Regions from separate parts of the Homo sapiens genome. Here regions 2, 3, 4 and 5 are each linked to region 1. Evidence: chromatin contacts called from ENCODE Hi-C or POLR2A ChIA-PET data. All regions are on one chromosome and are shown on one strand. The core of a region is the stretch at or near the end of the contact, and the rest is flanking DNA. Distances in the headings are between cores, read along the strand shown.

Evidence for each region. Hi-C counts contacts between places; a loop is a spot of excess contacts on that map. ChIA-PET counts read pairs that join two places held with the same protein, here RNA polymerase II (POLR2A). Pooled maps may share reads with other maps.
Region 2: a loop to region 1 is called in a map of sigmoid colon, with 7 times the contacts of the local background. The contact joins the promoter of GCLC here to the promoter of CENPQ in region 1. A Hi-C loop is called at or near these places in 2 of 168 maps with a recorded cell type or tissue (naive thymus-derived CD4-positive, alpha-beta T cell and sigmoid colon), 4 of 37 single-sample maps with no recorded cell type and 13 of 50 pooled maps. POLR2A ChIA-PET finds 5 or more read pairs at or near these places in 1 of 52 experiments (OCI-LY7).
Region 3: a map of B cell shows a loop between it and region 1 (34-fold over the local background). The contact joins the promoter of GSTA4 here to the promoter of CENPQ in region 1. A Hi-C loop is called at or near these places in 2 of 168 maps with a recorded cell type or tissue (B cell and CD4-positive, alpha-beta memory T cell), 1 of 37 single-sample maps with no recorded cell type and 12 of 50 pooled maps.
Region 4: a loop to region 1 is called in a pooled map, with 21 times the contacts of the local background. The contact joins the promoter of ENPP4 here to the promoter of CENPQ in region 1. A Hi-C loop is called at or near these places in 7 of 50 pooled maps.
Region 5: a loop to region 1 is called in a map with no recorded cell type, with 9 times the contacts of the local background. The contact joins the promoter of TMEM14A here to the promoter of CENPQ in region 1. A Hi-C loop is called at or near these places in 2 of 37 single-sample maps with no recorded cell type and 9 of 50 pooled maps.

What each region holds. Positions count from the first base shown.
Region 1 is chr6:49,461,978-49,464,776 of GRCh38, forward strand. CENPQ (centromere protein Q) reads left to right here and starts at 1,393. Exons shown (of 9, transcript NM_018132.4): 1 at 1,393-1,476. MMUT (methylmalonyl-CoA mutase) reads right to left here and starts at 1,276. Exons shown (of 13, transcript NM_000255.4): 1 at 1,126-1,276. RefSeq lists enhancers at 459-1,359, 946-1,015, 1,360-2,259.
Region 2 is chr6:53,543,746-53,546,544 of GRCh38, forward strand. It overlaps GCLC (glutamate-cysteine ligase catalytic subunit), which reads right to left and starts at 1,356. Exons shown (of 16, transcript NM_001498.4): 1 at 751-1,356. The coding sequence starts at 900. RefSeq lists enhancers at 40-781, 620-679 and a silencer at 900-1,329.
Region 3 is chr6:52,993,936-52,996,734 of GRCh38, forward strand. GSTA4 (glutathione S-transferase alpha 4) reads right to left here and starts at 1,349. Exons shown (of 7, transcript NM_001512.4): 1 at 1,314-1,349; 2 at 222-326. The coding sequence starts at 308. RN7SK (RNA component of 7SK nuclear ribonucleoprotein) reads left to right here and starts at 1,685; the gene lies at 1,685-2,016. RefSeq lists silencers at 1,270-1,501, 1,833-1,922 and an enhancer at 1,453-1,672.
Region 4 is chr6:46,128,653-46,131,451 of GRCh38, forward strand. It overlaps ENPP4 (ectonucleotide pyrophosphatase/phosphodiesterase 4), which reads left to right and starts at 1,337. Exons shown (of 4, transcript NM_014936.5): 1 at 1,337-1,537. It also overlaps a transcript of CLIC5 not described here.
Region 5 is chr6:52,669,771-52,672,569 of GRCh38, forward strand. TMEM14A (transmembrane protein 14A) reads left to right here and starts at 1,343. Exons shown (of 5, transcript NM_014051.4): 1 at 1,343-1,475. RefSeq lists enhancers at 559-1,059, 1,048-1,207.

The sequences.
Region 1 (2,799 bases), core at 143-2,642:
GTTGGCAGGAAATATCACACTCATTTCACGTGGGCTTTCCTAAATCTGAACAACTAATAGGAAAGAGCCCCGTTTAAGTGACTTCCTGAAAATCACATGTGAATTGGTGGAGGCTGGAAACAGACACCATTTTTAGATAAAAACACAACTACTGCGGATGGCAATACGACCTCTGAATTTTCTCAGAAGACCATCAAGAGAGGCCTCAAGCATTCAAAGAAGCAACATGCAAAGCAAATATGTTACTGACAACTAAAATGAGTTAAAGAGCAATGATTAATCCCACCCCCACACCTCAAAAACAAATCAGTGAGAAAAAGATTTCTTGAACCAATAAGTTTCAAGCTTTGGCTGCTGACGTATGATTGCACATTAATACTTCAAGAAGGTACTTTGATGTTCAACTAGTTGGGTTTGGAGATGGAAACATAGGGCATGAAAATTATATTTGATATTAGCATAAGTACATCATTAAACACAAAATTATATTGGCAGAAAATCATCAAGTGGTTTAAAACTTTACACACATACGTTATCCAGGGCTTCGAGCTTCCCTAAGACCACCTTCTTTCTAGATAAAACTGAGAACGAGTTAGTAATGTAAGCTTTTATGTCAATTTAGACCTGTCTTTTCTATTCTACCTCTCACTCTTAACACTGTTTACACTCTTAATCCTGTTTACACACAGAAAATCACTTTTATTCCCGAAAACTCTTAGAAAAACCCTGACAATAACATAACCCACAACCTAGAAGGGAGGCAGCCATGAAGCAGGCGCATCCCTTTGGAACCATACAAAAAGTGACCTCTGCCAACGGGAACAGTTCAGGGTGCTTAAGTGGCCAAAGAAGATACCGACATGGCCCCTAAAGTATTAAAAGCACCTTCTTTCCAGAAGTACCTCCGAATTGCCAGGGACTTCGCCCAAAACTAGAGGTTGGTCGAAGTGAAAATCTAAACCTAAGGAGAAGGCAGAGAGTGGGATCCCGTCACAGTAGGAAGGTAAAGAAGACAGAAGTAAAGGACAGAGCGGGAGAGAAAGGACAAAAGTTCAAAATACAGGGGTAGAGGAGGGACAGGAGCCAGAAGAATGGAGCGATCTGAAAGGTGTACGTCCTACTCACTGGTAGGCCTGTTTTGGACTCCGCTGTGGGAGAGGGCGGCTGCACTTCTGCGTCCCCCGCCTCACCTGTCAGACATCCACACAGCCAGGCCTCCCCGCCCTCACCAAGCCCACACAAACCGCGCCACCGCCAGCGTCAGCCGGACGACTCTGGGGGCGTAGGCCGACACCGCCCTCCCTCCAGCCAATCTAATAGCGCTCTCATGGGCGCATTCCTGATGACGTTTAGGGGTAGGGTTAGATGCCCGTTTCCGCTTTCTTCCCACCCACTTCCGGGTCTCCTCTGTTTACGAATGTTTGGGCGCGAATTACTCTAAGCGCGGCTCTCAGAAGGGTGCAAGAAGAATCAGTGGTGAGTCGTGATATCCTTAACCGGCTGGGTGGATCTAAAGTTCAGGGATGAGTTTTAAAGCCAACGCGTTTGTGGCAGACTCCGCAGTTTGCATTTGAGGATAGCGAGGGGGGATTGCTTACGGGGAAATGCCCGATGTCCTAAAAGATCTGCCCTTAGGATCCTGAGATTGAGATGTTTGATTAGGGGGGAGGGAGCAAAGCCATGAATACTTCCTATTTCTCCCGAATCATCCTCATGGCTCATCCTCATTGCTAAATTTCTCCCGCGGGCACTAGTGAAGTCAAGTGCAGCCTTGGACATTAGTGTCTGTGTTTCTCCAGGAGTCCTACTCACTCTTGTGCCCACATAGAGGTCTAAATTGAGGTAATTGAGTCCCATGAGTATCAACAAGCTGGTAAGAAAAACAAGACAACCTAGAATGCCTCCCTCTCTCCTAAAGCATATAGTCTGGCGGCAAACTACTGTACCAGCCTTATTTCTTTTCACTTCTCCTATACACATTAAAAGCCTCGCTGGATTATCCTGTCCCTGAACACGCCAGGTTTTTTGTGTTTTTTCCGAGCTTTCCTGCCGTCCGAGTTTTACTGTTTTCCCTTGGATGCTTCATTTTTCTACTTTTTGGCTAAATATTTCAAAATGTTATTAGAATAATACTTTTTCTATGAATAATGTACAAACATACTTCCGAGATATTGCGGGGTCGGTTCCAGACCAATAAAGCCTGTCACACGATTTTTTTGGTTTCCCAGTGCATATAACAGTTGTATTTACACTGTATTGTAACCTATTAAGTGTGCAATAGCATTATGTGTAAAAAAAAATTACATGCTGTAATTTTAAAATATTTTATTGCTAAAAAATGCTACTAATCATCTCAGCCTTCAGCAAGTCCTAATCTTTTTGCTGGTGGAGGGTCTTGCTTGATGTTGATGGCTGTTGACCAATCAGGGTGATGGTTGCTGAAGATTGGAGTTGCTGTGGCAGTTTCTTAAAATAACAAAATAATGAATTTTGTACAGCAGTTGACTCTTCCATTCACTAAAGATTTCTCTGTAGCATGTGATGCTGTTTGAAAGCATTTTACCCACTGTAGAACTTCTTTCAAAATTAGAGTAAATCCTCTTAACCCCTACCATTGCTTTAGCAACTAAGGTTTTGTGATATTCTGAATTCTTTGTTGATATTTCAAGAATATTCACAGCATCTTCACCAGGGGTAGATTCCATCTCAAGAACTTCGCTCATTCATAAGAAGCAACTTCTTTTCCACTAGTTTTATCATGAGATTGCAGCAATTCAGGTACATCTTCAGGCTCCACTA
Region 2 (2,799 bases), core at 106-2,605, 4.1 Mb after region 1:
CAATGGTTCAACCTACTGAGAATCTAGAGACATTTCATCTCTAGGCAGAACACTGGTTTGTAAAGTTTAGTTGCTGGACCTAGGCCATGGAAAGACACAAGCAAATCCTAATGTTGAAACTCTAAATGCATTCCCACTTAGAATTAAACAGGAAAGGGAAGGTTCCTCCCCCATGTAGGAAACTGAGCCGTAATTTACTGGTTTCAATTTATAGCTATGAAGTGTGTGTGTTTTGGAGGGGAGGGAAGATGAGAAGTTGGAGAGGTTTAAGGAAAAGACACCTGCATGAGGTAGGGCAGAAGTGGACATCCTGAAGACCTGATTTCTAAAAGCAGCAGGCCTACTAGGAAAACTTAAATCTCTTTCATATTGACCGCAAAAGCGAATTTTGAGCCTGTAAGGTGGATCATGGTAGTTGCCGGTCTGCAGATACACTAGGTTGAAGACTCGCAGCACCTAATGTCACTTTTTCATGCTCACGCCCTCCCAGCGCCCAATCCGTGTTTATGGAATGAAGGGGAAAACCCAAAAGAATGAATGAACAAGAAAGGAGTCTAGTCAGGAGGATGGCCCTGGACGCGGACTAGGCGAAAGCAGGGACGATGCTCCCGGGGCCGGGAGGCGCTCGAGGACCCCCGGGCGCAGTGGAGAACGCGGACCGCGATAGGGCCGGGGGCGTAGGGCAAGACAAAGGCAGCGCGGGCGGCCAGACACGGGTGCCCGGCGGGGACGGGGACCGCGGGCGCTCACCTCATCGCCCCACTTGAGAACGTCCTTGTGCCGGTCCTTGACGGCGTGGTAGATGTGCAGGAACTGGAGGATCCCGTGCCGCCGCACGTGGTCGGCATGGCGCTTGGTTTCCTCCCAGCTCAGCGGCGAGCCCTGGGACAGCAGCCCCATGGCCGCCCCCTCCTCCTCCTCCTCCTCCTCCGGGCTGACGGCGGTCGCCCGCTCCGGGCGCGAGACGGACACTCAGCCGCCCGCAGAAGGCGGCTGCCGCTCCACCCCGCGGGGGCGCTCTCGGGCCGCAGTCGGCGGAGGGAGGGTCCTGCCCGCTCCGGCTCCCCGGCGGCGGCCCCTGGCGCCCAGGTGACAGACCCTGGGTCCGACGCACCGCGCGGAGGCGAAGGCAGAAGACCGAGAGCAGGCGGGACGGCTCTCGGCCCGGCGGCCTCGCCCTCCCCGCTGCTCCTCCTCCCGCTCCGATGCGGCGGCGGCGGACCCCACGGCCGCGCTGCCGCGGCGGCTCCCGCTTCTCTTTGCCGGTCTGGTGCACTGGCTTCTTCCTACTTGTGACCAAAACCTGCGCCGCCGCGGAGCATGCCCAGTCTTTGCGTCCGCTAGCTCGCCGCTCCTGGGCGCGATCCTGCGCTCCAGGTTTTATAGACTACGGGCGAAGGCGGGGAGAGGAGGCGGTGCAGCGGCGGAGGCGTGGCCTGAAGCCCGGTGGGAACCGCGGGGGCTCAGGAGGCGTGTGCAAGGGTGATTGGGTCGCAGTTGAGGGGAGCAGCTCGCGAGAAGGGGGCGTGCGGTCGGCCTCGCTTTACGCAAACGCGACATATCAAAATGCATTTTTTTTCCTAATCAGAAGAGATAAACTTGGGATTCGGGAAGAAAGTTGATTATTTGAATCAATGACGAACTCACCATATTATGTTTTAGTTGGACAGGGCCTCACACTTAGAGTGAGAGCGGCAGAATGTGTTGAGAAAAGTATTAACATGGTAGTGAAGTGAAACAGTTCAACTCTAGGCTCCATCACTTACTGACTGTGAGACTTGGGACGAGTTCTTCCCATATCTGCATAAAATTAGATTAATTCTATCTTTTATAGATGTCGTAATTATGTGCATAGTGTACATGTGTATAGTGTTGGCCAAAAAATTGACCTGGTTATTAAGAGGAATCAATTTGTCAACATGTGTAAATCATTATTCCCTACTGTCTTGATTAACTGGTGACCTATGTTCTCTGGATGGCACGGACACCATTTATTGCAAAAAGTCTCCAGACAGACCATATGAGGAACCATCTCCAAAAGTTTATCCTCCATCTAAACCTAAAATTCATCCCTTAAGTGATCAAAATGACGTTCTTGTGAGCCTACCGTGGGGTGGGGTTGAAGATAGTGGGAACACCTAGAGTTGGCCTTATCTCGGAGGGAAAGGAGAGGAAGGAGGTACCGTGCCCCCAAGTGATTGTTTAATAAATATGTGTTGACAGAGCAATGACCTGTCAGGGGAAAAGTGAAGGCAACTAGATCATACATGTACCTACCCAGAAAGTGTGTATTTATCATACCCTCTTCCCTCGCACTACAGAGTTAACATTTAGTAAGCACTTATTAATTGCTAAATGAGTGAGTACATGATAGCAGGATTCTCTTCTCCCACAGCCTTCATATTGGATGTGCCCCTCACAGGGCTTGGGGGCATGAATACCCAAGGTCTGGCTGGGATTTCCACAATGGTGTGTGTGTGTGTCTGTGTGTCTGTGTGTGTGTGTCTGTGTGTGGTAGGGATGTTTGAAGCTCAGGAGAAGATGTTTCCATCCTCATCACACAGGTGGGATAGAAATCAAACCACATTCTAATTTTTCCACAGCCTTTTCAACAACCTCCTTTGCCCTCCCACCAACCTCACCAGATCTGTATATGGTTCTGGCACTCTGTTGTTTTTCCTGCTTGAAATTCTCCATCTGACACACTCATGTTCATCTCTTGAGTCACAGTTATTCCTCTCTGTGTTTTGGTTGCATTCGTACATTAATGATAGAGTCATTTTAAAGATAGCTCCACAC
Region 3 (2,799 bases), core at 99-2,598, 3.5 Mb after region 1:
AAGCCAATAATTAAGTAAAAGTCAAAAGGAAAATAGAATTCCATCAACTACGTTCTAATTATAAAGAAAAATCCCTTCAGGGATGGTATCTGACTCAGTGAAGCGTGCCTGTGATTTTGGTGGACGAGAACTAGAACTGAACGGTGCTTCAAAACGTATTTTTCTTTCAAAGGTCTCAAAAGCTGTATGACAAATCCGTGAAGAAACAGCATATAAGGTACCTCGACTCCGGCGGCAGCTAAAACCCATCTCACGGACTCCATCCGGCCTCTTCCGTTGGGATAGTGGAGCTTGGGCCTTGCTGCCATGATAGCTTTTCAGGCTTTCTGAAATACAAATGCAGCAGCTCGTCGCAGACCAACAGTCCCAATTTCGCGTCTTCAACCCAGTGCTCAGGGGCGAAATGAATATTCAGGATTTTGGCACGGGAAACTGTTCTTTATTTTTGTTGCTGCATTTTCCCTCACTCAAGAAAAAAAAACCACCATTTTAAAACATGGAGAAAAAAACCTTGGCTTTTATATGATTTCTATTTATGACTTCTTATCCTGGATCTTGGGAAGCTGGGGCCATTTGTTGTAAAAACATATGTGCTAGCAGTACGGGATTTCACAAATTCAGAATATTATATATTTTGACCTCGAGAATCTCAGATTTTCCAAATTCAGCTGGGGGATAGGGGGTGGCAGGCGTTGAAGAGGGTAGCGAAGGAAAATCGCACAGCCACTGGAAGCTCTTCAAGTATTCATGCTTTTACATACATCATCATATTTTATTATCACGGCAACTGGAAGGTGAACAGGCCGAGTACTACTACTGTCTGCAAAATGTGCGTCCACCGTCACGCATGCGGTGGCTGCGCCCCCCGGGTCCCGCGTGTCCACCACCCCTACAGGGAGATGAGCCCCCGGCCTTGTAAAACGAGCCGGGGGCCAGGGCTTGGCCATCTGAGATCGCACTCTCCCATGCTCGTCTTCCCCGCTCAGCCCATGCAGGGGCGTAGCGGCAGCCCAGCCAGGCCCGGGGACGATCCGAGCCCACCTTCCACCAATGCATTCAGACTCCGCAGAAGGGGTTTAAAAAAAAATACGCACACTGAGCCAAGAAGGACCCCAGCTCCAGCCAAGGGGCCCACCTCTGCCCAGACTGGATGGAGCAGGAGGACAAAGGACAAGAGGAAGAAAAGACAAGAGAAGGACTGAACTGGGGGAGTGAGGGAAGAATGCGAGAGTGAGACTCAGAGAGTAAAGGGGAGGGAAAAAAAAGAAGAGAGAAAGGGCGAGGAAGGGGGCGACCGCAGGAGGGAGACAGACCTGGAGTCCACTCGGAGGCCTGGAGCCGCACAAAGCGCCAGGTCAGCGGTCCCGGCTGGGTGAGACCAGCAGGCGGCTCTAGCGCGCGGGAGCTGGGCGAGGCTCCGGGACGACCTCACCAATGGAGACTGCAGTATTTAGCATGCCCCACCCATCTGCAAGGCATTCTGGATAGTGTCAAAACAGCCGGAAATCAAGTCCGTTTATCTCAAACTTTAGCATTTTGGGAATAAATGATATTTGCTATGCTGGTTAAATTAGATTTTAGTTAAATTTCCTGCTGAAGCTCTAGTACGATAAGCAACTTGACCTAAGTGTAAAGTTGAGACTTCCTTCAGGTTTATATAGCTTGTGCGCCGCTTGGGTACCTCGGATGTGAGGGCGATCTGGCTGCGACATCTGTCACCCCATTGATCGCCAGGGTTGATTCGGCTGATCTGGCTGGCTAGGCGGGTGTCCCCTTCCTCCCTCACCGCTCCATGTGCGTCCCTCCCGAAGCTGCGCGCTCGGTCGAAGAGGACGACCATCCCCGATAGAGGAGGACCGGTCTTCGGTCAAGGGTATACGAGTAGCTGCGCTCCCCTGCTAGAACCTCCAAACAAGCTCTCAAGGTCCATTTGTAGGAGAACGTAGGGTAGTCAAGCTTCCAAGACTCCAGACACATCCAAATGAGGCGCTGCATGTGGCAGTCTGCCTTTCTTTTGACCCATTACCCATCTAAGTTAGATGCTTTTTTAAATGTTTTTTAATTTTTAAATTTTTAATTTTTTTCATTATTTATTTTTTATTTTTGAGACGGATCTCGGCTCACTGTAACCTCCACCTCCCGGGTTCAAGCGATTCTCCTGACTCAGCCTCCCGAGTAGCTGGGATTACAGGCGCGCGCCACCATGCCCGGCTAATTTTTCTATTTTTAGTAAAGACGGGGTTTCGCCATGTTGACCAGGGTGGTCTTGAACTCCTGACGTCAGGTGATCCTCCTGCCTCGTGCTGGGATTGCAGGCGTGAGCCACCGCTCCCGGCCCTTAGATGCTTTTTAATCAGCAAGTACGCAATGCTTTCCTGACAGGAATGTCAAGTCCGTCAGGAAATCCACATAAGGGTGTTAAGCAGGCAAAGTACCACATACAGATTAAAATCAAAAGCACTGTCAACGCTTATTTAATTTATACAGTAGACCCTAACTTTTCTAATTTTGTGTATACATATATATACATGTATACATGTATACAAACATACATATTTTCTTCTTTCTTTCTTCATCTCAGTGGGACATCTTGAGATTTCTCTTCATTTTGTACATTTTAGAGACAAGTGCTCTATAGTCACGGTCTCAAGTCAGCACCTGTTTGGAAGGGGGTCTTTGGAGTTGGGGGTGGTGCTAAAAGAATAATTTGGCTGGCAAGTTAGTTAAAACATTAAAAATATATTAAAACTATCAGGGCTATATTATGGAACAATTGCAAAATTCACATGGATTTCAAAG
Region 4 (2,799 bases), core at 87-2,586, 3.3 Mb before region 1:
AGCTCAAATAGGTTGAGACACTGGCCCATGATTGCTCTGCTGGTGAGTGACAGAGTGAGTATTCAAACCAGGTTCTAGGGTCTGCAGGTTCTAGGGATTCAGCTACAGACCCACTACCATCCCCTCCAGCTCTGAAAGCCCATGGATCTAAGATGCCCATATTCACCAATGCACAGGCCAACCTGAGACTTAAAACTGGAATTAATTTATCAAGGCACAAACTAATAATCAACGGAATACATCTATTGCCAAATCATCTCCATGGCTGCTTCCAGATTGTTGGTAATAGCTATACTGTAAGGTTCAGACCAAGGGGACCAACGTCAGAATTTGTTATCTAAGGTCCAGTACTGCAGTTTACTAATCCAGGTACTGGATTTACAGCTATTAAATACTTAACACTTGAGGATATCACATGTGATTAATATTCTTAATTTATTTGTACTTTTTATTTGAGCTGGAGATACAGTAGTGAACAAGAAAGAAAATACCTTCTGGAGCCTGCATTTTAACAAGCGGGACAATTAAATTCAATAGTGATTTAGCAAGTACTTCTATACCAAGTTCTGTTTGGCACTACAGATAAAAAGAAAAAAGATGCTATCCTCTCACTGCCAAGTGTGCCTGGACAACCCAACTGTTAGCGAATAATTCTACTTCTGTTTGGTAACTGCTCTTTATGTTGGAAAGTTTAGTTACATTATTCTATTAAATAACCTTCCAATTAAAAGCAGGAGCACAATCCCACATACGCGTCTGTCAAAGTAAGCACCCATTTCTCAGCTGTAACTCATTACTGGTTCCCTGCCGCAGGCACTGTGCTGCTTTTAACCTTACTTGTAAACTATTACCTAACTTCCCCGGTAAAGGTGCTCGCTTATCCAGTAAGACGGACAGACGTCTATGGTAGATCCACGTTTCATTTATCCCAACTCACTGGAACTGGCTGAAGCTTCTCCAGACTTGTGCCGGACCTTGGTGCAGCCAAAGTTGCTTTCTCCGCGGCCACCTAAGCTGCCAGGTGCACATTAACTAAGTGGCAGAAGGCCATCGGCTTGGCAATTGCCTGAGGCCTTTCCGGGACTCGCTGGTTTTTAGGTTCCATGAAGGGCATCCAGATCTAGGATGATACGAAAAGTGCGTGGTGGGAGAGTGGAATCAACCTCTACTCTTAGGTCCGATACAACCCCTCCAAGCACCTGTCTAACCAATCGGAAAGAAAGTTACATTCAACGCTGGTTCTAGCATCCAATCCAAGGACGTGTTTCAGACTCTGCTGCCCGGTCCCAGCCAGCCCTGAGCTGGCGCCTTAGACGCTCGCCTGGCAGCTGCGCACACTCGGAGCGCCCCGAGCGGCGCAGATAGGGACGTTGGGGCTGTGCCCCGCGGCGCGGCGCCTGCCACTGCGCAGGCGCCTCAGGAAGAGCTCGGCATCGCCCCTCTTCCTCCAGGTCCCCCTTCCCCGCAACTTCCCACGAGTGCCAGGTGCCGCGAGCGCCGAGTTCCGCGCATTGGAAAGAAGCGACCGCGGCGGCTGGTGAGTACGCGCCTCGCGCGCTCGGCGTTCTGGGGGGCAATGTCACCCCCTCTCCAGTCCCCTAGGGGCTTTGAAAATAGAGATGGTGAGACCAGACCCTATGACCCACTCTCCCCCACTACACGCACATCCCCTGGGGCGCGGCGGGGACGTCCACGAAGGGACTCAAAGAGCCAGGGAGGTGGCGGGCCGAGGCGGAGGCCAGGAAGGGAAGAGGAAAGAAAAATTAGCAGGTGCTGGGGAAGGCAACCTGTGGTGTTAAGTGTGAAGGGAGGGAAGTCAGCCGAACGGTAGTGGAGGAACCTAAGGTGGGTCTGGGGTAAAATTGAGGGGAGCTGGGGCGGGGTCGCCAGGCTTTTGGTTTTAAAGGAGAACCACCCATGGCATCGACATCCGTCTGTCTGAATATTAGATTAGAGTTTATGTTAATTATAGATAATGATATTTAAGAACTAATTTCCTGGAAAACAAGCCAACCAAACAATAAAAGGTACATTTAAGTGCCTTTTTAAAGGGCTGGATTAAAAGCACGTAAGGACTTAAAAACAATGCTTCCTTTTCTTGTCACAACCACCCTATGAGATCATAGCATTCCCATTTTACAGATGACGAAAGTCAGGCTCAGAGAAGTGAAGGGACGCGTCCAACCAAGATTGTACAACTAGTGACAGGCAGATTCAGGTTTACACCAGATCTGACTCCAGAAGGGCTTTGCTTAATCAGGCAATCTTGTGGACCCAAGTCTGAAGGAAGATTTGCCAACTACTGTGAAATATCAACTGCTGGTTTCAGTATTATGAGCTTCTATTTCTTCTTTTTTCCCCTCAGAGATTGTTTCAATCTGTTTTAAGGAAATTAAGAGGCCTGCTGCACTTGTGCGTCTTCCCCCCACCTCCACTTAAATTAGTTACAGGATATAATTTGGAAGACATTTTTTTTTATGGTCTCAGGTCTTAGATTTATTTATTTATTAATTATTATTATTATACCTTAAGTTTTAGGGTACATGTGCACAATGTGCAGGTTAGTTACATATGTATATATGTGCCATGCTGGTGCGCTGCACCCACTAACCCATCATCTAGCATTAGGTATATCTCCCAATGCCATCCCTCCCCCTTCCCCCCACCCCACAACAGTCCCCAGAGTGTGATGTTCCCCTTCCTGTGTCCATGTGTTCTCATTGTTCAATTCCCACCTATGAGTGAGAATATGCAGTGTTTGGTTTTTTGTTCTTGCGATAGTTTACTGAGAATGGATTT
Region 5 (2,799 bases), core at 93-2,592, 3.2 Mb after region 1:
TTCTCCACGCCACATTCCAGTGCCTTGCCATCAACTCTTCTGTGAATCTTCAGGAATTTTATTAATTCCCCAGGACCAACTTAGACTTTCATAAGTTAGATGTAGTTATATTACTTCCCTGAAGCACTTTTATGCACAAAGAATAGATGTAGCAAACAAACTTCACAAGATTTAATTTTTGAGTTTCCTTTTTTATTCTGAGGAATTCCGCTGTAATTCTCAGTGACACAGAACCTCTAGAGCTACTTCACTATGACAACCTTCTTCAAATCTCCAAAGGGCTGTTACATAAGGAAGAGGGTCGGAGTTCTGTATTCAATCAAGAAGGCAGAAGATTGAGATGATAAGTTGCTACAGGGAGGCATAATTTAAAGTCAATTTAAACTGTAATCCCAGCACTTTGGGAGGCAGAGGCGGGAGGATTGCTTTGAGCTCAGGAATTCAAGACCATCCTGGGCAACACAGTGAAACCCCGTCTCTACAAAAAAAAAATAGTCGGGTGAGGTGGCACACACCTGTAATCCCAGCTACTTGGGAGGTTGAGGCTGGAGAATCGCTTGAACCCAGGAGGCAGGAGGCAGAGGTTGCAGTGAGACGGGATGGTGCCACTGCACTCCAGCCTGGGCGACCGACTGAGATCCTGTATTTAAAAAAAAAATAAGGTCAGTTTAAGTTTCGTTCCTGGGATTGAGCGGATTGCCTTGCATTAGGCAAGGTTTTAAGTGCTTTCCAACTCTGGAATTCTATACCTTTCCCAGTAGATATCTAAACCCAGCAAATCCTGGGCCTGAAGTTTAAAACTAGGATCCTCGTCTCCCAACCACATCTAGATGATCCCATAGTGTAATGAAGGGTGCTTGGGCTTTGACACCAGGCAAACTTGGATTTTGACCTGGGACAACTAAGTCACTTGACCTCACTGAACCTTAGCTCCCTCCACTGACAGTGGGGACAGTCTGCTGGAGGGTGTGTAGAAGACCTCGGGTTGCCTTTTGGAGGTTCTGGAAATGTCCCTTGAAAGATGAATGGAGTTAATTTAAAAATCTTCGCCTTCTGTAATTTTGGCTTCTTGCAAACACGCTTCCTGCCAGTCCTGCTCCGTCAGGCGGGAGGCAGCAAACCCCAGCCCTGGCTCCAGGACAGGGCCGAAGGCAGGATAGACGGAGCAACGGGTCCGGCTGCCGCCGGGATGTTGCAGCACAGGGCCTCCTGGCTGCCTGGCCTACAGGCCGCCCGGATTCAGCCGGAGGGCATGGACCGGGTGGAGTCCTGCAAGGCGAGAAGGGACACAGCGCATGCGCGCGGCAGGGAGGGCGTTTCCAGGAGGGAGCGGCCTTTGCTCAGCGCGAGACGGCTGGGCGCCGAGTGGGACAGCGCTGGTGCGGAGACTGCTTCCGGACTCCAGGTACCGCGCTTGGCGGCAGCTGGCCCCAGACTTCTGTCTTTTCAGCTGCAGTGAAGGCTCGGGGCTGCAGGTGAGCTGTGCATCCCGCAATGGAGACCTTCCTGCTCTGAATTTTCTTACAAAACTGCAGAAATATAAGGGGCGTTGCTTAGCGGGCATCCCCTCCCCCGCGCCAAACCTGTACAGCAAACGATGATGCAGAGGACCTTGAGGGGATTTTGCAGGGCATCGGTCTTACCTCCGCGGTATCATTTTTCTCCTCCTCCCGAGTTTCTGCCTTCTGGTATCCCTAAATATCCCACCTATCCTGCCTCCTACCTTCCTGGATCTGGGGTGGTGGGGTGGGCTCATGGACCATTGCAAAATGCTTGGCAGGATTTTAACCTTCTCAGCACCACCCAGACCCCACTCGAAAATGTGCCTTTTGTGCCCTCCAAGAGCTCAAGGGTAGGTAATTGTTATATCTTTAGCATGTGAAAATGCTTTTTATGTAACAGTTCACCGAAAATCTCTTAATTCTCCGAATTTTGGAGGATTTGGGGCGGGCAGCGAGGCTGTCCCCTGTCACCTTGTTTTGTACCTGGTATGGTAAATCGTTTTGCTGCATTGCATCCAAGATGCGTTTTAGTCCTTCCAAGGCTTGAGCATCACATTTGTGATGAGAGCGTGTGATGTGCTGTGCACATCCTCTCCCACCTTATCCCTTCCATGTTAACACAGCCTCTGGCTTTAATGTGTGCTTCTGGCCTGGCCACATGGCTCCGTCATGGAATAGGTGATTCTTTTGTCTGAATATTCTCTGTGAGAACAGAATCTTCTTGCAAGCATTGGGAGTAGATTTATTTTGCCTCTTTAGAACAACAGTCAGTTCGCTAAGGAGATTAAGGGGCTACCTGTTTCCTGGCAATAAAGCTGTATTGGGTAGGTCAGTTACAGAATGTCTTCAGGCAGAAGCTGTTCCTTTGGTTCACTCACTCATTTATTCATTTAACAAGTATTTTAAGTACCTGCCTTGTGCATGGCAGGGTTCTTGGTGCTGTGAGGAGGACAAAGATAAACTGAACCTTGGTTTGCCCTCAAGGAGCTTGGCTGGCTGAGAGTTGAGAGAATCCCAACCAAGTAAAAGGGTATGGGTCCTCAAGAGAAGATCGCAGGAAGAGCTGGGGGGCTCAGGATGGAGTGGAATTAATCTTTCACAACAGCTACTTAGCTTTAGGAGAAAATTAGGTCTAGAAGTTACACCTGATAATGAAAGAACTCTCATAAGCTTCAGATCTGTATGTAAGGGTGTTTTCCGGACTGTGTGTTGGGCGTCTCAGACTGAATACATTCTAAACAGGTCCCATCATTCCTAGCCACCTCCCTCTTCCCACCGCCACACACCTGCTGCTGTT